5 separate regions of the Mus musculus genome follow, and regions 1, 2, 3 and 4 are each linked to region 5. A link is a loop called in an ENCODE intact Hi-C map of the cell type or tissue named here. Cell type or tissue: heart. All regions are shown on one strand.

Region 1 (5,000 bases), 170 kb after region 5:
TGTTTTTCCTCAAGTTGGTGTGAACGAAGTTCACAATATCTGGTCGAATGGGAGCTTTGAACACAGCTGGCAAAGTGACATTCTTGCCAGATGACTCTCCCTTTTCGGAGTACACCGATATGAGGGGACGGGCACAAGCCTTGGAAGGAATAAAAAAAGTAACTAAAACAGAGGAAGTACCATCTCCTGTATTTGAAACCTAGATTTTAAAGCCCACATTATTAGTACTTGCAAACAGATATGACTCCCTGGGGACTAGGAAGGCAGGTGTTAACTGTGTGAGACAGGAAATACAATGCCAATAAAACCATATAATGTTATAATAATAATAATGGATTCACTTAAAAATAATCAAGAGTACTTATATTGACAACATTGGAGACACATTCATCCCATAATTAAATGTCAAGAGCTTGATATCTGGAGACAAATATGTAAATACAGAAGTAAAAGTCCCAATATTTGAGGCCATATACAGGCCAATCTGTGGAATCAGTTTGAGGCAAGTATTGCTTTGCAGGAGACCCCAAATTCAAGCAACACAGTAAACCACCACTGGGTTTATCATTTCAATAGTTTTACAGCAAAAGGACAACCTGAAAATCTATCAATTTTAATGAGAAACAAACTTGGAAGCAACATTATAAAAACTGTTCATAGATACTGTTTAATGAGGACATGTTAAATTAATTCTACCCTCACCAACTTCAGCAAAGCTGGCCTGCTCATTTATCCAATGTTCCAGACCCCTTCAAATTCAGAAACGTTTTGATACTCTGAAAGACTCTTAACTGAGGATTCCACCAGCACTTAGGTCTGACCTATTTCCCATGTGCCCTTCCAGATACTATACCATCTCTTCTACTATACCCCCCTTTAAGTCGTCTCACAATAGGACAACCTATCTAGTCGGTTTAACGATGAATCTAACAGTCTCCAAATTACTGTGGTCAGAACAACCTTAATCCATCTACAGATAAACATTCGTGGTAAAACAATATACTAATTACTACTGAAAACTCGCTTAAGATTCAAAGGTCTAGATTACATCATATAAAGTAACGAAGACATGCATTTCCAGAAATTGTCTTAAAGAGGTGAAGGCAATCTTCCTGGAAAGCATAAATTCAGATATCCTTCAGCCCTTTTCTTTGAAGACAATTTCTCCGGACTGAAAGCACATGACCCGCCACGGCCTGTGCGGAGTTGTCATCGGACGATCTCGAACCCCTGACAAGTCTCTGGCATCAAAACGCTCGGCTTCCAGCAACCCTGCTTAGAACTAAGCAAAGCTTAGAACTAAGAAAAGCTAAGATCCCAAAGGTTCCTCTACCATCCACCTGGCGCTGTTGCCCACGTTGCCTCTAAGATGGCTGCCTCAGCGCCCACAACTCAGCTCCGGCCAGAAAAGGTGCTAGGTTTCCTTTCCCTCGTCTCCTCTCTGCAGATTCCATGTTCTGAACCTTCGCCCTCCTCTATAGCCGCCCCCCAGACCAGGGGGAAGCCCAGTGTAGAAGACCTCCACTCACCATGACGGGGAGAGGAGAAGGCCACGCTCCTCTCTACCCGGCTGCTCCCACAGGAAAAGGAAAGACTTGTCACTTGTACTCTATATATCCTTCCACTCGTCTTCCGCATCCTGCCCCTTATCAAAATCAAATTAGAGACACGATCTATCTTTCTGCTACATGTAAAAATTTCAAAAGGTAATATTATTGCGTGACGTGTGTTAAAATTATGTATTCATTTTTTTTAAAGTTAAAAAGAGTGATTAGAAAGGAGGGACTCTTTTTCGCGGAATAATTCGTAACTCGTCACAACTCTCGCGAGAATTATCTTTCTCCTCATCCCGCCCACCCTCATCATAACATCTCTTTTAGTCCATTTTTTCCCCCCTAACAGAAATGGGAGACTTTTGGAATAGTAAATTGAGGGGATGCTCTACTAAATTAAAGCAATGTGTTAGCGTTGAGTACAAACCGAACTTAAAGCGTGAAGTAGTTCCGGCGGGGCGGGGTCATGGCCTCTGACGTCATTGTCTGGGCGCGCAGTTCAGTTTAACTTCTTAGCAATGGACGGAGGCCACGGCGGTATGTGGTCGCGAATGAACCGCGCGGCGGAGGAGTTTTATGCTCGTCTCCGGCAGTGAGTTGTGGTTGGGGAATGGGATGGTACTTGTCCCTCCCCTGCCGGTGGTGTTTGCCACAGCTGGCTGCCGGCTTTCCTGGACCTGGGATGTGAGAGGCAGCCAGGGCTCTGCGGAGGCCTAGGCTACTGCCGGCCTCCGGAGAAAACACCCGAGCTTACCCAAGGGAGGCAAGATGGCAAAGCAGTGTACGGATTGGACTGATGTACACGCTTCTAAGTAGAGGCTCCTGGGACACAGAGAGCTAGATGTCATCGGGCCTCAAGCTCAGAAACGGACAGAATCCGCATCGACCCTCCTCGGCAGCCTCCTGATGCCGAGATGAGAGGCGTGAGCCGTGCCACAAATTCACTGTGTTCCCTCAGTGAAATTCTGTCAACTTCTACATCCTGTGTGAAAATCTAAGTCAGCGACTCACATCAGAATCACCCACAGGGTTGCCAAAATATACATTGACTGGCTCAGCCTCTGAGATTTTTGATTTCGTAGGCCTGATGTGAAGACAAAAAACTTTAATTCTAGGTGCAAGGTGTTGCTAGTTGGGTATAGCCCATTAGTCTCTAAATGCTATCATTTTTAACTGCCATTATTGCCCCTCCTGTTTACAAAAGCAGTAATAATTTTTCACTACTACAGGAAAAGAACTAATGTGCTTTTGTTTTTTAAGATAGTTTCAGAGCCCGGCGTGGTGGCGCACGCCTTTAATCCCAGCACTCGGGAGGCAGAGGCAGGCGAAGTTCGAGGCCAGCCTGGTCTAGAGAGTGAGTTCCAGGACAGCCAGAGCTATACAGAGAAACCCTGTCTCGAAAAATCAAAAAAAAAAAAAAAAAAAAAAAAAATAGTGTCTCTGTGTAACCCTGTCTGTCTTGGAACTCAATCTGTAGAGTAGGCTGGCCTGGAACTCAGAGATCCGGCCGCCTCAGCCCTCAGAGTGCTGGGGGTCAAAGGCGGGAGCCACCACTGCCCAGCTAAAACTAGTGGGTTTTAGTGGTTGGGTTTTTGTTGTTGTGTTGTGTTTGTTTTTTTTTGTTTTTTTTTTTTTTGAGACAGGGTTTCTCTGTGTAGCACTGGTTGTCCTGGAACTCACTCTGTAGACCAGGCTGGCCTTGAACTCAGAAATTCACCTGCCTCTGCCTCCCTAGTGCTACGAATAAAAGCATGAGCCACCACGCCCAACAAAACTGATGTTTTTAAAGAAGCTAATGTCTTTGAGCTCAGGAACTTGAGTTGTTTTTAACTGTTGTGGTATTTTGCCATGGTGTTAAGTACTTTATTGTTTTAAACCCAAGATCTCTGAGTTTGGACTTGTAAACATCGTGGCCCGGTGTCCAATGTGCTGTCCTTACAGGCATGTACCATTATGCCCAGCTTTTGAGGTTCTGGAAATGGCTTCACACATTTTAGGCAAGCACTGTTATTCCCGAGTTATGTTCTCAGCTTCTATGGTTGTTTTATGTCTGTTTTATCACCTCCATTGATACAAATTTATTTAGATCCTTTATGCTTACTAATTCTTTCCTGGATGTTTTCATCTTTCCATGCATAAACTCTAGAAGTTTTCACTTACTGTATCCCTCTCCGTGCCTACTGAAGTTTCTTGGTGATCTCCAGGGCTTCACCACAAACCTAGGAAGAAATTACCATTCTTGCCGATGTGGCATTTAACTCCAGAATTCTTCAAGTTAAGAGTCCTAAACTTAAAAGACCAGCCAGCTTCTTTCTTTTCATCTTTCCCAGACTCCCAGCCACTTCTGTTGTTTTAATTCTTCGCTGAGGATCAGAGGTGGGGGTCTTGTGCATGCTAGACAAGTCTCGTTCTTGCCCATCTCCAGTGTTCTGTTTTGGGCCATAATCATGTCTCTGAAATGTTACAAGTGATTCACAGTTCCTGTCCTCTCAGAGTTCTCAGTACCCTATAACTGGTAGTTTACTCTACATTCATTCAAGACTAGTTTTGTTTGCTATCCCCAGGAACTAGCTAGAGTGTTTGATAAACAATTGCTGAATAACCAAGCAATATCTTGGGCCAGAGAGATGGTTCAGTAGCCACCAAACATGGCATGGGGCCCACATAGTGGAAAGAGAAAATATCTCACATATTGTTCTCTGACCTTGACAAATACACACATACCACACATACATACATGCTTAAATAAATATAGTAAAGAGTCTTGTGCAATATAACAAAAGTTGACCTATCAGGCTTGTTTTTTGTTTCTAGATCAATTAGGTCAAGTATCAGATCAAAAGATGCGAACTATTCTGATATAACTGTTGGGCTCTTTCAGTAACTAGAGCTACTTTCCCTATAGCTCAGGCTGGCAATACATTTTGGTAATTTATTTGAGTCGGCCAGTGTTTTATAATTTGTGTACTTTGAGATCACTACTAAATGCCTTATGAAGCAGCTGAGCAGTGAAGAGCAGCACTTCTAGTGATCCACAGCTCTCCACACAACTCCAGCTGTGGTGACTTCTGGTGATCCACAGCTCTCCACAACTCCAGCTGTGGTGAGAGGGTGCAGTGTCCTATTCTGGCCTCTAAAGTTACATGCTCACCCCAAATCCCTAATTAAAAGGGCAAATCTCTCTCTCTCTCTCTTTTTTTAATAAGTCCCAGACTTTTTTCTTCAAGGCAGGGTTTTCCTTTTTAGACCTCACTATCTGGGCCACGACCTGGCTAGAAACTTTTTTTTTTTTTTTTTTTTTTATTTATTATATGTAAGTACACTGTAGCTGTCTTCAGACATTCCAGAAGAGGGAGTCAGATCTTGTTACAGATGGTTGTGAGCCACCATGTGGTTGCTGGGATTTGAACTTCGGACCTTCAGAAGAGCAGTCGGGTGCTCTTACCC
Region 2 (5,000 bases), 400 kb before region 5:
CTCCGAATCCAGGTCCCTAATAGATAAGGGAACTCCTCAGACTTGCTGGTGGCTGTCTGGAAGAACATCTCGTCCCTGCTGACAATCCTCCTTCCAACTTTGGAAAGACCTTAAGGACAACCCTGAGCTTATTCAGATAATAAAAAAATAACATCTCTGCTTAAGGTCAGTTGATTAGCAATTTGAATTCCATCTGTAGGCTGAATGACAAACATCTGTTTCCCAGGAATTATTAGATGACTATGCCTCTGTGTGGACGGAGGTGGAGGTGGGAAGGGGCAGAGGAGGACAGCAGGGCCAGCCTGAGCTATATTCTGGGGTACAGAGGGGGAGTGAAACCACCTCAAACAACAAGAACAAAATTATTAGGAGATGCTGTGGCAAATTTCTTGAGTCTTAACACTGATATTTGCTAACATGGGAATTGCCATTCTTCTTGTGTTAAAATTTATTTAATCGGGCTTAGCTCGAAGGCCAGAAAATAGGACTCAAGATCTTGAATCTTTATGAGAAAGGGTGGGCGAAGTTCTCTTAATGACATCTGGAGATAGTGCAATAGATTTGTGGAGAGATTGAGTGGGTGAGGAGTGCCTATCCTTAACTGAAGCTGAGGGTATAAAATTCCAGCAAAAGGAATCAAGTAACAAACTTTCTCCAAGGCTAAGAAAAACCAAAGAGTTCAATAGGTCTCCATGAAGATCAGATACTACTGAATTGACAAGATTGATTAGTGTAGTCTTCATAGGTAAAGGCTACCTGTGGTTCAATCCAAGAGCAGATATAACAAGGTTATTCTATTATTCAATATGAGCTAAAGAATACAATCAATATGAGTTAAAAGTATGAAGAAAAGGGAGCAGGTTCCACCGAGATTTGAACTCGGATCGCTGGATTCAGAGTCCAGAGTGCTAACCATTACACCATGGAACCAGCACGGAGGCAGCAGTGCCTTCGGGTCTCTAATGCTGACAAAACTCCGCCCCCAACCGGAAGCCAGATACTAAAAGATTTACACTTCGCTTCTCTGAATGATTGGGGAGAAGAACAAGCCAAAGGCTCCAAGGACCATTTTAGGATTGTTTTTCCTGTATGCCTTCCCAAAGCCGGGTGAGAATGTGGTGTCCACTCCTGCGCATTCCACCCTGCCTAGCTTATGGGCGGGGTGCCATCTCTCCGGAAGTACTTTCTGCGAGGGGCTGGGGCCTTCCGGAAGTGACGCATACAGGGCGGGGCTCGTCACCGGGTCCGGCAGCTGAAGCTCCTCGCTCGCTCGGGTTACCCCTGCAGCGACGCCCCCTGGTCCCGCCGCCGTTGCCACCGCCGCTCCCGCCCCTCAGCTCCTCGGCCGCGCCATGGGCACCCGCGACGACGAGTACGACTACCTCTTTAAAGGTGAGGCCGTGGGCCAGCGAGAGCCCATTTGGGGCCCGAGACACTCCCGGGGGACCCGCGCAGGGCCAGCCCTGCCCTGGTCGGAGTCCGCCTCGGCGCTTCCTTCCTGCCGCCCCGTCGGGGGTCCCGCCGCTCGTCCGGGTTCCCGCGCCCTTGGGAGGCCTGACGAGCCGCGGCGCCCCTCTCTGTATGTCCTCCCCGATGGCTGCGTCCCTCACGGCCGTGCAGTTCCTTCCCTGGGCGTCTCGAGCCCCTCCTCTTGGATGCTGCTGCTCGTCTCACGTCCCCCCTCTGACAGGCCCCTGCCTGGGCTGAGCACCCATATCGGGACACCCACTGGCTCGGGGGGCGGGGGTGTTGCTTTTTCTCTTTTCTGTTCGTTTCCCTTTTCTTCCCTTCCCTCCTCGTGAGCCTTTTCCTGGGCTTCGGCCAGATTCGCCCGTCCCCGGGCCCCCACCCCCATCCCCGCAGACCTCGAGGTCAGTACCCGCGGACTGTCCCCTCCCTCCCCACAGACGGGCAACTAATGTTTAGCACTCCGGAGCGACCTGGCTGGTGGGAGGGAGAGAAGGGGAGGGCAAGAGGGGCTGTCCATCACTCCTGGCGTTCATGCACTTGTCGCAGTGTCCAGGCAAGCAGATGACTTCCCACCTCGCGTTTTTCTTTTTTTTTTTTTTTCCCCCCCTTTTCATCTCTGTCCCTGCCTAGCTACAACCAGACCGGGATAACTCCTTTTACTTGGCTTTCGAGAAGGGGCTGCGGATGGGTGGTGGCTGTTATCCCTGCCAGACCTGAAGGCCCAGTTCCCGAACAGGAAAGGTTGTGCGCTGCACAAATACTAGCGAGCTTATCACTGTGGACTGGTTGCTTCCTGCTGCAATACTGGGAGGATCCGACAGGAAGGGAAGAACCCTGGTTGGTCACATACCTTTCCCAAACAGTGAGAGAGGGTTATAGTGCTAGCGTGCCCTTTTAGTGAAATCAAGAATTTATTACAGGATGGGGGGAAATGTGGAGCCGGTGGACAGAACAGGGAAGAATGTAAATAGAGACTTGCTTATGGGTTGAGTCCGCGAAGAAGCTGAAGTGAAAGGATACAGTTCTCAGTGACGAGAGAGTACAGTGAACGCTTTTTTTGTTCATGAATGCGCTCTCACTTTCGTAGCCTTGCTCTGCTCCTGAATTAGAAGGGCAGCCATCAGTAATTTGTTGAACAAAGATCATTGCCAGTGAGGAAGAAGCCCTTGCTTTTAAAGCTTTTCTGGGGAGGGTGGAGTTTCAAGAGTGTTAAGCATGGTGAGTGTTCCTGGCTTTGCCATTGGGTGCTAAGAGTGATTGGACTAAGTGAAGAAGCAGGAAACATTTCCAAATTCTTTACAAGTCTTGACATATTAGCTGCTAGTACACCCTTATCAAAAGTTACTCCGAATATTCTATTTATAGAGTAAGTACCTTCAGTGTTACCCTTACTACCATATTGGAAAGTAATGTATAGATAAGAAGGCACCAAACCTTAAAAATACTACTAGGAAAGCAGGCCTTGGCGGTATAGGCTTTTAAAATCCCGGCATTTGGGAGGAAGAGGCAGGCAGTTCCAGTCCAGCCTGGTCTACAGAGTGAGTTCCAGGATAACCAGGTTACATAGTGAGTCCCTGTCTCAAAAAATAAAATAAAATAAGATAAAATTAAAAAAAAATAAAAACAAATAGGAGACCTAGGATGTTTATTTAAGGCATTTGAGATTATTTGAAATTACCTAAATCCTAAGGTTTAGTCAATCAAGGGAGTTTTATTTTTAAGTACTTTGTAATGGTGGTACCTTTTGAAGTTATTTCTCTTATTTGGTTTGGAATGTGAATGTTGGTTATAGAAAACTTTATTTTTTCTAAGAATGTTAATTTATCCTAGATTGGCCGAAGGAATTAAAGTTTAATTTTTAGATTAGACCATCCTCTGATCAATGAGAAAACATGGGGGTTTTATGTTTCTTTGCCTTGTAACCTTGGAAAAGTTAACTTTTTTTTGTATTTTTTTACTTTTTGAGATTATGATATAATTATACTATTTCTCCCAGCTCAACTTTTTTGAGCCTCAGTTTCCTCAGTAAAGGAAATACTGTGATACTTTTTGGGGAGTGAGATTATAAAACTTAGCTCTTGTGAGGACTCAGTGGTTATAAATGAAGTTATAGTTCTTGTCCGACTTTTGAGCTATAAATCTTTTAAAATTTTTTTATTTTTATTTTTTATTTTTTGGTTTTTTCGAGACAGGGTTTCTCTGTATGGCTCTGGCTGTCCTGGAACTCACTTTGTAGACCAGGCTGGCCTCGAACTCAGAAATCCGCCTGCCTCTGCCTCCCAAGTGCTGGGATTAAAGGCATGTGCCACCATGCCCGGCTCCTAAAGTTTTTAAAAAATTGTATTTACTGACTTGTGTATGCTAGTGTGTACTATAGCACATGTTGAGGGTAAGAGAACAAATTTTGGGAGTCAGTTCTTTTCTTCCACCCCGACAGTCTCAGGGATCAAATTCATGTCATCAGGCGTGGTAAGCAAGCATCATTCCCCACTGAGCCACCTCACTCACTAATCAATACATCTTTATAAAGAACATGTAAATTTTAATAAAGAAGCACAGAACCAAGAAACTTCTGAAATATTTTGTGTCTATGTGGGTTCTGGTTTTATTTTTTTGTATACTTTGCTGTGTGAGACTGGGTGTTTAAAAATTCTGCTGAGAAGAGTTTCCACTTTTTAGAAACTGCTACAGGATATGAGTCACTTTATTTTTTATTTCAACACTGATTACTTAGCCAATTTTTTACTTATACAATTACTTTAAAATGATTTCATTCTACAGAGATTTATTCACTAAGATGAACCGTGGCATTTCAACTTTGGAGGAGGCTAGCTAGCACACTTAAGTTAAGGCGACTGGGGTTTGTACGTGGAACACGAGCATGTTTATTAGTATGGGGTGGATTAGTCTAAGTGGGAATGTAATGTGGGCAGAGAGGACAATGCTAAATGATGCATTCTTGAAGGTTAATTTTTACTTAAGCATGGCTGTTTAAAAACCTGTTAATCTTGTACATATACAATGTAGTTAAGGTGCTGTGGGGCACAAGTGAGGTAGTTGGGTATCAAGACAGCCAAAGTGGCACTTCCTCAGCACAGCTGGGTGCGTAGTCTACCTCCCCTGGCTTTATCTTCTGAGTCTCATTGAAGTCCAGGTGTCACGAGTCATCAGCTGATCGGCAGTAACACCCACCGACTTGAAGTTGAAGCTTGGTGGCTTTTCTTTCACAACTTTCGGCTTAGCAACTCAGATTCTGATGAACCTGGAAAAACGTGTCTAGACTTTAGCCTTATTGATGCATTTTATTTTAAAGACTTGGTGAGGTTGGACTGTGAATGTGGTTGAGATTAAAATTATCTTCCAAGCTTTTGAAAACCAGTGTGAAAATAGTAATTTCAGGTGGTAAATTTTAAAGCTAATATTCTGTAGGTGAGGTGAGAAGTTAAATTTTAGTACAGAAAATGAGCTTGCTAGAGAAGTATGAAACTAAATGTGGGCTGAGCATGGTGGCTTATGCCTGTGATTACAGT
Region 3 (5,000 bases), 160 kb after region 5:
AGAATTAAGCCTCAAAACAGCAAATTCTTTTTTTTTTTAAATATTTATTTATTTATTATATGTTAGTACACTGTAGCTGTCTTCAGACACTCCAGAAGAGGGCATCAGATTTCATTAGGGATGGTTGTGAGCCACCATGTGGTTGCTGGGATTTGAACTCGGGACCTTCGGAAGAGCAGTCGGCACTCTTAACCACAGAGCCATCTCGCCAGCCCAGCAAATTCTTTTTAAAATCAAATCTCATCATGAGTTGGAGAAATGATTAGCAGTTAAAGTACTTGTTGCCTGCAAGGTGATGGTGGTGCACACGTCTAATCCCAGCACTCAGGAGACAGAGGCCAGCTTGGCCTACAAAGTGAGTTTTAGGATAGCCAGGGCTATACAGAGAAACCCTGTCTAGAAAAAACAAAACAAACAAAAGAGTACTTGTTTCTTTTCCAAAAAGATCCAAGTTTGAGTACTAATACCCATGCTGGATAGCTACAAGCCCCAACTCTAGGGTGTCTGATGTTCAATGGAGACGAACTTGCATTCACACACACCTATAAAAATATCTTTAAAGTTCAATTTTAGGTTCATCTTTTTATGACTTTCCTCTTTCTCGTTTCTCCCATTCCTGGAAAGCGGTGAGAATAAGTCCTTCATGTTTACTATGATCTTAACTTACCTACCATGCTCTTTTAGAAATCATCAGTAAAGTAACTGTGTAGGCTACATAGCTTATAAAGAATTCTCAAAGCACGGTATATTCAGGAACACTGTATTGGCTCTGTTGAAGGCAGTTGGTAAGCGTGAGTAGGGTAATACCTGCACCTCATCCTTAGCTTTGTACTTGAAGCCACACTTAACAGAGCAGCGACCATGACATAGTCCTAAAGAGAGCAGAGTTTCTAAACAGGATACGAGTGCACATGCCTGTAATCCCAGGAGGAGAGAAGAACATACGGTGGCTAGCCTGGGTACAAAAGACACTGCTTCAACAGAAGCCCCACCACAAACACACAACAACCACTGCTAGCTTGTTGGGGTTCCTTTGAGTAGCTGGAAAGGATGGAGTAATCTGAGACCTGGGTAGGCGAGGCATATTGGTGTACACTAGAAGAGTAGAGGCTGCCTAAACTTGACAAAGTATAAAAGATAAGCTATTGTCTGGATGATTAATATAGATTAGCTAATTACTGAACTACAAATTATGAGGGGCTGGAGATGCAGCTCACTGGTAGCGTACTTGCTATTGTCTGGATGATTAATATAGATTAGCTAATTACTGAACTACAAATTATGAGGGGCTGGAGATGCAGCTCACTGGTAGCGTACTTGCTTACCTTGTATGAAGTCCTAGGTTCAGTGTACAATAAATTCGCCCAGGCCCCCAAATATTTGAATGGTACTTCCCAGAGTCCTTTGGACTTGGTAATAATGTGCCATACAGCATTTGCCTGCCCAAAGAGCTCGGGCACAATGGGACTCTACACTCTCTCTGGAAGTCTGTACTTGACTAAACTTACATCACATAACTGTTCAGGTGCAGGCTGAGAAGACAGTGTCTCGGTCCTTCCTCGAGAATTTATCATGGATTGAAGGGCTAATTCTTCAACCTAGGAAAGAAAAGTCAAAGATATTTATTTCACTGAGTATTCTGCTGGGTTACTATAGTGAGTGAATTCCACTAGATGCCATATAGGTTGGCATCCCTGAACTGCTCTAGAAGGGGAGGGCAGCTTTACCTCCTCACCCCTTTCTTTCCCTATGAAGAGGTTCTTTGTAACACTGGCAGTCCTACAACTCAGTAGACCAAGCTGGCCTTGAATTTACAGATATCTACTTGCTTCTGCCTCCAAAGTGCTGGGATTAAAGGCAAGTGCCACTACACTAAGGTTAGAAATGTGGGAGGCAAGGGGATCATAAGTTTAAAACTAACCTGAGCTACACACTAGGTTCAAAGCATGCTTGGGTTACACAGGCGAGACCACTTCTCCCCTCCCTCACCCCAGGAGACAGCTGGTTCCACAGACACAGATGGATGTCCTATGATTGAGCTTGTCTACTCATTAATGAGAAAGTAAAGGCAGAATGTTAAAAAATGCACGTGTTTCCTGGTGCACCAGGGTAACTGCGTTTGGGAGGTCATCTTCAACACACGATCATGTACTTGTAAGAGGTTCTGTTGCAATAAGGGTGGGCAGTTTATAAATGCCCTGAGAAAAACTGCATATCGTTTTTTTACCACAAGTATACAAGTTCAGTTTATAAAGGGCTCCTCTAATCCTCATGTCACTTACATTTAAAGATCTTGCCCATGAGTGCTGACCAGGGATTACCATGATCATTTCACAGGGACCAAATTACCCCTATGTCTAGGACGTGATCAAAGCGCACCTAAATCTGCATCCGAGTCATTCTCTGTTCCCAGAAGAGTTACTGGGAACTCAAGCGGACAAGTTTCTTTCCCAGACTTCATTCGCGCCTCAAGCGGGTCTGAGATTCAGTACTAGCATGACAACACTAAAGCCCCCTCTAGTGCATATAAACAGCAGTAACCCGTGAGCCGGCGTGCTGGGTCGGGGTAGATGCGGGCTCAGGAGCTAAACCTGCTCAACACCTAGCGGCCTGGAGCTGTACCGCCGCGCTCCGTCGACGTCCCGAGGGGCTAGAGCTGGAAAGCTGTACGCTCACCTTGAGGCGGTTCAGTTGGTCGTGTAGAGCCGCCTTTAGACGCAGCAGGGTTTCCTCCTCCTTGCGGAGCTCCTGCAGTCGACTCAACATCCCCTTCCACTTCCTTAGGGCGCTGCCTTCTACTAGGCGCGCGGTGATGACGTCACCGCCGACTGCGGAGACCAGCGCCGGGCTGAGGGCTTACTTTCTCGTAGCTGTTTTCTGAAGGGCCAGTAGGGGCTTAGCTCCCACGATCTGAAAACAAAGTGGAATCCCAAAGAGCATGGAGATTCTTCAGTCCCTTGGTAATCCCTCACAGTAAATTGGCCCCACAGGCTTTAGGATAGCATTCATCTCAGCACCCTGTCACCTACTTTCCAAGTGACTTTAATCTCTGCAAAGGCTACTTATGCAGGCAGGAACCAAAATACCCAAAATACCTAAGCCTAGTAAGGACAGGAATGCTACTAACCTTTAGGAACTGCCTTGTCTCAGGGAGTGTTTTTACCCACGCTCATCATTATCTGCTAGCAGTTTTAACATCAAGGCAAGAGGAAACGATGATAATTCTAGGATGATCAGACTGATTCATACAAAGAACACTGCACCTCTACAGACACAGTGGCCATAGCTGTGGTGGTCCCGCCATTCCCTTTTACCATCATAGGCCCTCTAGTGGCTACCATAACTACACACTATTCATAGGACTTGGCCCCTAGCTATTTATCCCAAGTTCAGTTTATAAAGTAGACTACCATGTGGAACAAAGCAGCCTAGAGAATGAAATTTTATTTAAAAAATTTTGTTCTATAATTCTGATGACCTAAGTTTGACCATGAAGTCTCACATCTTGCCACTTGTTCTTCAAAAGGTTAATTTCAAGGGGCTTGGAAACATCCACAATTTAAGAGTCACACAAGGGTTTGTCACCACATGTTTGATTTATTGAAATATGCGGTCTCTACTTGCTCTCTGGAATTTAACAATTTTTAATAGTTTATGCAGCTGGCTTCTTTTCTTCTGTAGTAGGCTTCTTCTCTGCTGGTTTCTTGGCAACCACCTTTTTCCCTGCAGGCTTCTGCTTCTTGGCATCCACCTTCTTTCCTTTCTTGCCTACCGCTGGCTTCTTGTCTGCAGTCCCCTTCTCTGGAACAACCTTCTCGGATTTGGTTGCCAGTGCAGTAGCTGCTGCTTCCAGCTTTTTCACACGAAGTTTGTGCTGCAACAAAAACAAATAGAAAATTAAGAATCTTATCTTCAATGAGCGCATCGTGGTTCACATCTTTAACCCCAGTACCTGGGGAGGTAGAAACAAGTGTGTGTGGTTGGGGGGGGGGGGGGCGCCAGCGTCTTCATAGTAAGTTCCTGTCTTGGAAGGGGGCAATCTAATAAAAAAAAAAAATTGACACGCCAAACTGACTTACATTTCTGGCCTGGCGAAGAATGGTATTCCTGCGCATAGTCTTGGCGTAAGGGTTCAGCTTCAACATGATTCTCAGGTTCTTCAGTGGATTCTTCTTCAAGACTCTGCGATGAATCTTCTTGCTATCAAGAGGTAGCATTCATTAATCAACATGTATCCCTTTAATAGTCAAGGGGTCGTATCAAGTGTTAGACCTTAAGTTTTAAAACTCTACCGTGGTGCTCGGAGGGCTCTTTGGATTTCTGGGCTTTTCAAGATTCTGCTAAGGTCGGTGTTCATCATCTTGTGCATGGGCAGGCTGGGGGGAAGGAAGAGAGAAGTCCAAAGTCTCATTCTCTAACTGAACACAAAGCAGTACAAATTTTAATTTAAATGTTTCAACTCTCCAGATACAGAATAAACCTTTACATCTTCATTTAATAATCACAGGTGAGGCACATCCAAACAATGGAAAACGCAAACAAAATGTGAATGCAGAACTTATGGAGGATGTTAGTGCACACATTAGTCATTGACGTGTAATAAATAAGGGAAAACTCACTTATAGTTACTCTTGAGGGAAGCAGCCTTCCGCCAAGTGCCATACAGCTCATCCAACTTCCGGAAAGCACTCTCCGTCCAGATGCAGAAACGGCCCACATGCCCACCAGGAGCCAGTTTCAAAATGTTCAGCTTGCTTACATTAAGCAGAGTAATACCTTTAAGAGGAAGCAGAATCAGGAAGCCTGCATGCCCAACAGGAGAAATACAACTTCTATGGCTCCTCAAGCTACCTAGGGCACTTAGAAGCTCAAGCCATCATGGCTGGCGTAGCTCACTCACGTAGGACTCAGAACTTCCACAATATCATGTTATTTCAGAAACACGGACCATGAAGTGGAATTTCATCATAACCAAGCTAAGTGAGCCTGCACAGAATAGG
Region 4 (5,000 bases), 59 kb after region 5:
AGGAACAGTGATACTCATTGTAGTCCTAACACTCAAGAGGCTAAAGCAGGAACCAGGAGGCCAGTTAGGGCAAAAGTCCTTCTCTATACACACAGTGGAATCCACAAAGCCCTGAGTTCAATTCCTAGTACCTCATAAACTACCTTGGGGCAAGGCAGTGCATGGACTTGTAATCCCAGCCCTCAGGAAGAGAGAGAGGATCAGAAATTTGTTATCTTCAGTTATGTGGCTGCGCCAACCCCAGACCAGCTTGGGCTACAATGAGAACCACTATCTTTAATTAGAAATAAAAATCTCCCGCTGGAAAGATGGCTGGGGTGGTTAAAACACAAATTGCTTTTGTAGAGGACTGAGTTCAGTTGCCAGCACCATACTTATATAGCTCACTAATACCTATAACTACTGCTTCAGGGGCTTTGACATCTGGCCTCAAGTGTACATATCCCCCAAGATACACACTCTTTTTGTTTGGTTGGTTGGGTTTTTTGTTTTGTTTTGTTTTTTCAAGACAGGGTTTCTCTGTATAGGTCCTAGAACTCAATATGTAGACCAAACTGGACTTGAACTCAGAAATTCACTGCCTCTGCCTCCCAAGTGCTGGGATTAAAGATGTGAGCCACCACTGCCCAGCAAGATACACATTCTTAAACCTTCAAAATTTCCTAAATTAAAACTAAAAATATGGGCTGGAGAGATGTCTCAGTGGTTAAGAGCACTGACTGCCTTCCAGAGGTCCTGAATTCAATTCCCTACAACCACATGGTGGTTCACAGCCATCTGTAATGGGATCTGATGCCCTCTTTTGGTGTGTCTGAAGACAGCGACAGTGTACTCATGTAAAAAAAAAAAATCTTAAAAAACAAAAACAGCTAAAGATATTATACTCAGGACATGTCTAAAACATCCCCAAAACTTCTAAATTTATTACTTCTTTAAATTTATGTTTGTTGTATGTATAATAAGAGTGCATTATGTGCCACCGGGGGAGGTCAAAGGACAACCTGTAATGACAATTTTGGAATTGTGGGTTTTGTTTTTTTGGGTTTTGTTTTTTTGGTTTTTCAAGACAGGGTTTCTCTGTGTAGCCCTGGCTGTCCTGGAACTCACCTCTATAGATCAGGCTGGCCTCGAACTCAGAAATCCGCCTGCCTCTACCTCCCAAGTACTGCGATTAAAGGCATGCCCAGTGGTGGTTTCTTTTTTAAAAAAAAAAAAAAGCACAGAAATGGGCTGGAGAGATGGCTTAGCAGTTAAGAGCACTGACTGCTTTTCTAGAGGTCCTGAGTTCAATTCCCAGCAACCACATGGTGGCTCACAACCATCTGTAATGGGATTCAATGCCCTCTTCTGGTGTGTCTAAGCAGCTACAGTATACTTACATACATAAAATTAATAAATCTTTTTTTTAAAAAAGCACAGAAATATTATTTCTTCATTTTAACTCCTGGTATGGGAATTGGCTGCTTCAGATTGCCCACAGCAGCTGGTATGACAGGCCTTGAGCTCTAATGCTGTAACGGCGATTCTGCTAACTGCAGATAGCTTCCTCAGGACTTTTCAGAGGGTAAAGGCCAGGATTGACTGCTTGCTGTTGGCTGTGGTTTTGTTTAGTGGTGAGCAAGAGAAGAAATAACACATCCTCAAGGTCCTCACCTTGCCTCAAACATGCCCCAAGGAACTTGACACTCCTCATCTGCAGGGTAAAGATAATGTTGCCATTTTTCCCCCTATCCTCTCGTTTTTTAGGGAGCCTAAAGGGTAGATTAAGGGTAGAGAAGGGTGGAAGAAAGAATCCACAAAGTAGCAAAGGACTCTGTGGGTAGAGTCAATTCTTTCCTTCCAGCTTTGCATGAGACCCAGGGATCACACTCAGTAAGGCTTGTTCCCCAGCACTATATCGCCTTTACTAGCTGTCCCCAATTCTAAATTTGTGACCGTAAATTTATAAAAACAAAGTACTGGCTCCTGATAATAAACCGCTACGTCTTTGAGTACCTTTAAATGTGGGAACCAAGGGTAGATTATAACTCTACCTAGGACCACTTGGCCTGGGTTCCAGGCCCAGAACAAGCACCCCAATCCTCAAAACATCTAGTTAGTACACTCAATCCCATTCTAATGGGAGTTTGAGAACAGGACTTAAAACTACAATAACCAGCAATTAACCAAAAAAGCACAGTGGGGCTTATCAGTAAACTGGTTTCTCTCAGTGTTTGTAAAGAATTAGATGTTCACAGCCCTTCCTTCTCTCCTTGACAACTGTCACACGTGTTTTAGACACTAACGAGTTAAGTCTCTTTCCCCCTCCAGGTCCTCAAACTCCCAGAGCAGTGTGCGTGACAAATTCAACATCCGATCCACAAGTCCTTCCCGGACCTGTTTCCAACCTACCGTTTTCCCTAGTTGTCAAAACAGGAGCTCCTCGCCCTAAAGGAAGTCCCACCACCCTCACTCTCGTCCCACCGTCGGCGCCAGCCCTAGGGATGTCACCTCTCCCTCGCCTCCCCTCGAGTCCGCTTCCCAGCCTCCCTCTCAGCTAGGTCCGTGCGCGCGGCTCCGGTGCAGGCCCGCCATCCTCCCGCGGCGCCTCCCACCCGCTCCGCCCGCTCCTCCTCAGCCCCGCTTCCGCCTGGCTCCTGGGTGAGACCCCATCTCCCGCGCCCCGCGCCGCCTTTGCAACGCGGGCTCCACTTCCAAAATCTGCGCTCACAGAAACCGGTCTCACCTCACCTAGACAGCGGCCGCCGCCAAGCGCGCCAACACCGCTTCTCGCGAGACTCGGCTCCGCGAGACAAGCTGAGAAATTTGGCGCCAAGGGTAGGCGAAGAGGCGTGGGAGGAGCCTAAGGGTCTGAGCCCCGCCCACCGCGCTCGGAAGCCCGCCTACCCATCCGGAATGTCTGGGACGGCAATGAGTTCTGGGCGCTTTATTAGCTCCAGAAATAGGTCTCCGGGTTTAGAACACGAACGATGGAAGCCAGGCATAATAGTGCACGCCTGGAATCCCAGCACTCGGAGGCTGAGGTAGGAGGATCGCCACAGGTTCCAGGCCAGCGTCTACGAGAAAAAAAAAAAAAAGAAAGAAAAGAAAACTGATTTGTAGAGGAGTAAAACGTAGTGTCAAACAACTTTGGCTGGAAAATTACTGCATCTTCAGAATAGCAAAATGCCACGACTATGAATTTTGTTAATTAAATAAAGATATGAGGAAAAGATTGTAGTTTGTAGTTAGGGTTAGACGTGTAGACCCAAAGAAATATGTCAAGAGCTGGAGAGAGGGCTCAGTGACTAGAGCCCTGACTGCTCTTCCAGAGGTCCTGAGTTCGATTCCCCAGCAACCACATGGTGGCTCACAATCATCTGTAATGGGATCTGATGCCTTCTTCTGGAGTGTCTGAAGACAGCTACAGTGTACTCACATACATAAAATAAATCTTTAAGAAAGAAAAAAGAAATATGTCAACAACAAAAAAAGGAGGGTTCCCTGTTTTCTTTAAAAGTATTGAATCCGGCCGGGCGAGGTGGCACACGCCTTTAATCCCAGCACTTGGGAGGCAGAGGCAGGTGGATTTCTGAGTTCGAGGCCAGCCTGATCTACAAAGTGAGTTCCAGGACAGCCAGAGCTACACAGAGAAACCCTGTCTCGAAAAATCAAAAAAAAAAAAAAAAAAAAAAAAAGTATTGGATCCAGTGTTTACCTTTAATCTTAGGCAGATCCCTGGAGTTCCAGGCCATCCAGTGCTACACAGTGAGATATTGTTTCAAAACAAACAACAAAAAGGGAGGGCAGGGTTGGGGAGATCCCTCAGAGGGTAAAGGACTCCCCCACATTGCATGATGAGCTGAGTTCAGATCTCCAATACCCAGGTTAAAAAACAGCTTGATATTACCCGGAATCCCGATTCTGAGAAGGCAAAAATCAGATTCCTCCAGCTGGCTAGCCAGCCAGCCAGGTTTAACTGATGTGTTCCAGGCACAGTGAGAGACCCTGTCTCAAAGGGGGGGGGGGGGGGCTGAGACATACAGATGGCTTAACCATTAAGAGTACATGTTGCTCATGTAGGGGACTCTAGTACACTCACATAGTGACACAGCCGTGTATGATTCCAGGGTATCTGAGGCTCTCTTCTGACCTCCAGAGAACCAAGCACTCTGTAGATTTATGTATGTATATCATGGTTTATGTATGTATGTTTATATGTGTGGATATGTATGTAAATATGAATGGTTTATTCATGTAGTTATGGGTATGTATAGATGCATATATGGTTTATTTATGTATGTAGGTTTATTTATGCATGGGTATGTATGTACACAGGCATATATGTATTACATACACAACCATACATATAAAAGTATTTTTTAAAGATCTATTTATTTATTATATGTAAGTACACTATAGCTGTCCTCAGATACTCCAGAAGAAGGCATCAGATTTCGTTATGGATGTTTGTGAGCCACCATGTGGTTGCTGGGATTTGAACTCGGGACCTTCAGAAGAGCAATCGGCACTCTTAACCACTGAGCCATCTCTCCAGCCCCACAGGAAGTCTTTTTTAACAATGAGATTGTGAGGGAAGCAACCAGTGCTCACCTCCTGATTCTGTACCTCACACCCACATACAAAATAAAAGCAGAGCTGGGTGGGGCTGGAAAGATTGCTCAACAGTTACGAGTATCTCGTGCTCCTGTGTTAACTCCAAAGATTGGAGGAGAAAGAACACCGACCCAAATCATCATGGCCAAATTAATTAAAGCAAGCTTTTTCTTTATTCCTGCACACCTAAAAGCGGGGATCAAGAGATCAGCCTTGGGCGTGAGGAAGACAGGGTTTTTAAAGCTCTGGGGTGAGTGTTTCCAATGGAGGGGGTTGGTGAGGAAATAGGCAGGGTTACAGGAGGAGAACATAAGCATGACGCATGACACGTTAGTCGTATCGCCCTCCTGACACACAGACATAATTACAAGGTGGTCATACAAGGTTGACTTAACCTTTTTTTT
Region 5 (5,000 bases):
CATGTCCTGATCCTGTCTCAAAAAGGCAGAGAGAGAAAGGAGAGGGTGTGAGGGGAAGAGAGGCTAAGTACCAACTAAGCTACAGCCTTATTTTAAATACTGATAAAAATCAACTCTCAATAAAACTCTAGCTATGCTCTATTCCTTAAAGGGTGGTTCATTTGCAGACAATTTCTAGCTACAAAGTGCTGAGGAGAGATATTAAGGGCAGATTAGTACCTAATCAAAGTCGTTCTTCCAATCCATAGCATCAGTGGCTTAAAAAAGATAGGAAGGGAGCTGGGGAGGGATTGGTGGACAGTTATCTAAGGCATTTTTTATGTAGAGAACAATTTTGGCTACTCACTGTCCTCTGGTCTCTCTGGAACTGACTCCTGTATTAGACAGGGAGAGCCTCTTTCACTGTGGAGAGCTTTAGGGACTCTCCTTGCACTGTCTGGTGCCTGTTTGCCAGCTCTACATTATTTTCCTGTTTGTGCAAGTCTACCTTGAGTTTCACCAAGTGATTTGACACAGAGATATGAGGAGGAGGAGGAGACCATGACCCTTTAGCATTCCCTTAGGGTGAAATGAGAGACTGGTCCTGGTTTATTTCAGCTGCGTTGGAAGAACCAGGTGTTTCCAGCCAACTGGGCCAGCCACATTAACCAAAGGTTGCCAAGCAGTAAATTCCTTTGGTGCAGGCGCTCTCTCTTTTATTCACCAGTGACTAGATGATGCTTAACCTGCTTTGAAGTTGAGCAGTTTCTAGCTTCAAGATTGGTTCTGAAACATAATAACTAGGTATCCTTGGGCACTTAAGCTCCCTTAATGCAGCCTCACAGCCTATAAAATGATACAAATAAACACCCACTCCTTTGATTTAAGGAAGCTAAATGATACTCTTGCTCCAGTGGGCTCAGTGCTTGGAGAATCCAGGGTGTGTGGTCTCCCAAGATACCGTCCTTTTTGTCAAACACTACAAGCACAGTACTTAGAGATCATGTCAATAGCGGCTCTAAGAAGTCCTTTGCCCGAGGCTGCCAGCGCTATAAAAGTTGTAGAGTGTTTACCCCAGAAGGACTGGTTTTCATTTTATCTGTAGTGTTTGAATGTTTACGTGTATTAAAATTTAAAATAAGCATATTTTTGAAGAGGAAAACCGGTTTGGCCAGCAGGGTTACCAGCTTTTTTGCTGAGCTTTTCAATTCTTTCAGATACTGCAAAAACAAGGACGAGAAAACTCTACAGTTATTACCTCTGGTTTTTGTTTTGTTTTTTGTTTGTTTTTTGTTTTGGTTTTTCGAGACAGGGTTTCTCTGTGTAGCCCTGGCTGTCCTAGAACTCACTCTGTAGACCGGGCTGGCCTTGAACTCAGAAATCCACCTGCCTCTGCCTCCCAAGTGCTGGGATTAAAGGCATGAGCCATCACTGCCCGGCATTACCTCTGTTGCTATGGCAGCCCTTCGCACACGGGCCTGTGGGTAGAAACAAAGTAAAAAAAATAATAATAAAAATAAAAATAATAATCCTTTTACACTCGACTCTTAGACTACCTGCCACATCCTACCTTCACACCCGAGGATTCTTCGGGTGAAGTTTATCTACACTTTTCCCGCCCGGGGACAACTAAGGCACAGAGAGGAATAAAAGGCGCGAGTAGGACTGGGCCCGGAGGATTCTCAGCCCTGGCTAGGTCGCTCCCGGTAGCGGTAGCGGGAACGTGAACGCTGCTGCCTGCCCGACCAGGCCCGAGGGGCGGGCCTCAGGCCTCGGTCTCGCCTGAGCCTGCCGCCTGCCGCCCGCCGCCCGCCGCTTCCCGGCCACAGTGCCGGGCGACGCCGCCAGCATGCTGCAGAAGCGGGAGAAGGTGCTGCTGCTGAGGACCTTCCAGGGTCGGACGCTGCGGATCGTGCGTGAACACTACCTGCGGCCCAGCGTGCCTTGCAACAGCCCGCTGTGCCCGCAGCCTGCCGCCTGCCGCAACGGTCAGAGCCGGGGTGGACCGGGAAGGCCCGGGCGGGAAGAGCGAGGGAGGCCGGAGCCGGAGAGGGAAGCCGGGGCTCGGAGAGCGAGAGAAGCCGGGACTCGGAGAACGAGGGAAGCCAGGACCAAAGGAACGAGGGAGGCCGGGGCCTGACGTAGCGAAGGCTGCCGGGCGCGAGCGAAGGGACCTGAGGCCTGAGGAGCGAGGGTGGCAGAGGCCCAAAGAGCAAAGGGAATCCCGGCCTGGCGTCGCGATGGCGGCGGGGCCCTAGTGAAGGAAGCGGGACCCAAGGAGAGAGGAGAGCGGGAAGCTGAGCAGCGAGGGCGGCTTAGCGCTGGCATCAAGGGCGGAGCCAGACCCTCGCGGACTGTAGGCAGCCGGAGCGAGCATAACCGTCTGGGCTCGGCGGTACTGGGGCAGCCGGGAGCGGCCCTGGAGCGTCCCCGGTGCGTCCAGTCTTCCCTCCCAGTGGCCGGCACAGGCAGGACCGGCCTCTGCAGCCTCAGGGGCGCTCCTCTCCGGACCTGCCTGCTACAATAGCCGGGCTAAGTGGAAGAGCCTGCAGGCACCGGATGCTTCGGTTTTTCCAGGGGGACCTAAGGGCGTAGGCACCTCCTCCTTTCTGCCCGAAAATGCTATTGGCACCTTACTCCTGAGCGTATTACGCTGGCTGGACATTTGACATTGCCTGCTCTGCTCCTGCCAGTACGCAGACCCTCCAGCTGTTTGTTACCCCTAGTGGGAGATGAGCGTGAGGGGGTCTTTTCAGAATACATGATTGAGGTCACAGCTTGACCAAGGTGTCAGTTGAGTGGAAGCCCATTGATTGAACAGCGCATCCTTTTTAGGACGTTCTCCTCAACCCTAGAACCGTGTAGCCGTGTTAGGAAGCTTCAGACCGAATAGCCTTGGAATTGTTAGATGCTTACAAGGGGTCAACACACACACACATGTGCACTCTTGCCCTTACATATATATACACGTGTGTATATGTAGATAGAGATATAATGGATATGTAAGTAGCCAACGCAGTCAGTGCTCATGCATGTCTGTGATGGCTTAGTAGAAATTTAGTTTCTTCCAGGGACGTACTTGTTTTTAAAATATCATTCTTTCGAAGAAGTGCTGGCTACAACATAAACCATGTTGGGCTTGTATTTAATCACAGCTGAGGGGAGGGGGAGCAATGGAGCTGAACTTTGAGCCTCCACCAAAGTAGATTTGTCTTGTCTTTTAAAAACTTCAAGGTGAAATTAAGATGAGAAGTTATTTTGCACACCGGGAGCACTGTGACATTGAAATAGTCATAAACCAGGTTTGAAAATGTTACCTAATGGCTTCCACTCTGAATTATGTTTCAGATGGGAAGCTCCTGGCTGCCGAAGTCACTCATTACGTGATCCCAGACTGGAAAGTTGTCCAGGATTACCTCGAGGTTCTGGAGTTCCCGGAGTTGAAGGGAGTTATTTTCATGCAAACGGCCTGTCAAGCTGTGCAGCACCAGAGAGGCCGGAGGTATCTGTTTTGCATTATTTATTTATTTATTTATTTTCAGTACCGGTTCCCCTGCCCCCTTTAGAAAAGGTCCCTTGTTAGAGGGAAAGAGGAGGAATTCATTATTTTGTCAGAAAGGATTTTTGAAACTAATTTGGTATTCTCTTTGCTGGTGAGGAATGTAGTAACATTTTATATGTGTGCTTCAACACCTGGCCAAAAGATCTGACTGTAGATCAATAAACTGCTGGGTCCCCGGGATGTACATAGTTAAGATTCTATGGTGAACTGGCTTCTGGTTTACATTTTCATAGGTAGCACTATTATTTCTTCCTTTTATTTTTGCTAATAATATATAGTATTTAATCTTATTCATAGGTACATTGTTTCAGGAGCATTCCTTTCTTTGGAAAAGAATACTTTTAAATCTTATCTTCCTCTATTGTAGAAGCAAACTGTACTTACCGTGATTTATTCAACGAAATTAAAAATAGCTCTTTCTGATTTTTAGATTAGTCCTGTAACTATCAGCCATAGTAATTGTATTTGCTGAATAAAACATTTCTAATTGGACCAGTTTAAAATACTCACCTTGCACCTAAATGAAAGAATAATTGCCCCTTTCTGTGCAAATTTCTTAGAATACAGTTTTGCTTCATTTAATATTTGGAAACTTTTATGAGAATAGCATGTTAGAATTATATACCCAAACCCTCAACACCCCAAGGTATTTAACAAGCAGAAACTGGATTTATTCTGTTTTTAAGATGTTTTGGTTTCTTCAGCTTTTGGTAGTAAAAGGTAAAGTTTTCTTTATTTGTGTATGAAAATGATAAATTGTCCTGATGCTTAGTTCAGAGAAATATACATTAGCTAGAATGTACGTGGGTTTTTTTTTCAAATTGAATATTTTAAAATGAGCTTGAAGTTGATTTTATTCAGACACAGACATATAGATGTTTACACACAGCCAGGTTTAAACACTGCTGCAGGTGTCGTATTTCAATTTCTTTTACTAAAATCAATTTGTTGTTACCATTCAGCTCGCTCACACACAGCAAGCCTCTTCAACCTCTGTTTTCTAAAATGTTTTTAATATTAGGATTGTTTTGAAAACCAATTCCTGGGACAACCGAAAGCAAAGAGTTGGAATTTAAATGTCCTTTCTCCTGAAGGTTTCAGTAGTTAAGTTGATGAAGAGCTCCTGCTCTTGGGTTTCGCTGTGCTTTTCTGTGTCTACAGGGAAAGCAAAAGGTGAAGAATTGGCAAGTAGGCCCCACCTTTCTGATTTTTCATTAGAGGAGCACTTTGTCAGCTTGCACTGTACTGTTGGTGGCTTTAAGGTAAACCAAGTGCCAGGATACAGGCTTACTCAAATGCAACGATATCAGCCCTGTTTCTAGCAGAAAATGTTCTCCTGATACCCAGGAGCCAGGCCTGGTGGCAGGTACCTGTGATCCCAACAACTGTAAAGTAGAAGGTTCAGGAGTTCTATGTAAGTCTCAGCTATACAGAAAGCTTGAAGCCAGTACAGACTACA

What was found. A loop is a pair of places that touch in the nucleus more often than their neighbours do. Peaks named below come from ENCODE experiments on the same cell type or tissue, not always from the same donor. Only the 100,000 strongest peaks of a DNase experiment are listed, where the experiment ranks them.
Region 1: it touches region 5 in a loop (2.6-fold over the local background); 2 of 42 quality-filtered maps call a loop at or near these places.
Region 2: it touches region 5 in a loop (6-fold over the local background); 8 of 42 quality-filtered maps call a loop at or near these places.
Region 3: a loop joins it to region 5, with 2.9 times the contacts of the local background. A loop is called at or near these places in 2 of 42 quality-filtered maps.
Region 4: it touches region 5 in a loop (2.1-fold over the local background); 7 of 42 quality-filtered maps call a loop at or near these places.

Annotation. Positions count from the first base shown.
Region 1 is chr9:64,169,963-64,174,962 of GRCm38, reverse strand. Zwilch (zwilch kinetochore protein) reads left to right here and starts at 2,032. Exons shown (of 19, transcript NM_026507.4): 1 at 2,032-2,145. The coding sequence starts at 2,072. It overlaps Rpl4 (ribosomal protein L4), which reads right to left and starts at 1,576. Exons shown (of 10, transcript NM_024212.4): 1 at 1,530-1,576; 2 at 1-139. The coding sequence starts at 1,532. In heart, a CTCF peak has its summit at 2,162; DNase peaks (open chromatin) are centred at 1,522 and 2,102; H3K4me3 peaks cover 3,173 bases; H3K27ac peaks cover 2,265 bases.
Region 2 is chr9:64,733,976-64,738,975 of GRCm38, reverse strand. It overlaps Rab11a (RAB11A, member RAS oncogene family), which reads left to right and starts at 1,220. Exons shown (of 5, transcript NM_017382.5): 1 at 1,220-1,392. The coding sequence starts at 1,353. It overlaps n-TQctg9 (a tRNA gene), which reads right to left and starts at 930; the gene lies at 859-930. In heart, CTCF peaks have their summits at 1,320 and 2,288; DNase peaks (open chromatin) are centred at 1,215 and 2,215; H3K4me3 peaks cover 2,541 bases; H3K27ac peaks cover 2,167 bases.
Region 3 is chr9:64,177,097-64,182,096 of GRCm38, reverse strand. It overlaps Rpl4 (ribosomal protein L4), which reads right to left. Exons shown (of 10, transcript NM_024212.4): 7 at 4,620-4,776; 8 at 4,293-4,376; 9 at 4,080-4,200; 10 at 3,535-3,874. The coding sequence ends at 3,653. Snapc5 (small nuclear RNA activating complex, polypeptide 5) reads right to left here and starts at 2,800. Exons shown (of 3, transcript NM_183316.2): 1 at 2,677-2,800; 2 at 1,509-1,598. The coding sequence starts at 2,766. LOC115487261 (a small nucleolar RNA gene) reads right to left here and starts at 4,974; the gene lies at 4,904-4,974. In heart, CTCF peaks have their summits at 2,568 and 3,334; a DNase peak (open chromatin) is centred at 2,786; H3K4me3 peaks cover 1,520 bases; H3K27ac peaks cover 1,270 bases.
Region 4 is chr9:64,279,378-64,284,377 of GRCm38, reverse strand. It overlaps Tipin (timeless interacting protein), which reads right to left and starts at 2,793. Exons shown (of 8, transcript NM_001324557.1): 1 at 2,731-2,793. In heart, no CTCF peak of the experiment used is centred here; a DNase peak (open chromatin) is centred at 2,777; H3K4me3 peaks cover 1,895 bases; H3K27ac peaks cover 1,903 bases.
Region 5 is chr9:64,337,960-64,342,959 of GRCm38, reverse strand. Dis3l (DIS3 like exosome 3'-5' exoribonuclease) reads left to right here and starts at 1,703. Exons shown (of 17, transcript NM_001001295.2): 1 at 1,703-1,967; 2 at 3,328-3,481. The coding sequence starts at 1,829. In heart, a CTCF peak has its summit at 2,444; DNase peaks (open chromatin) are centred at 1,729 and 2,399; H3K4me3 peaks cover 2,188 bases; H3K27ac peaks cover 1,661 bases.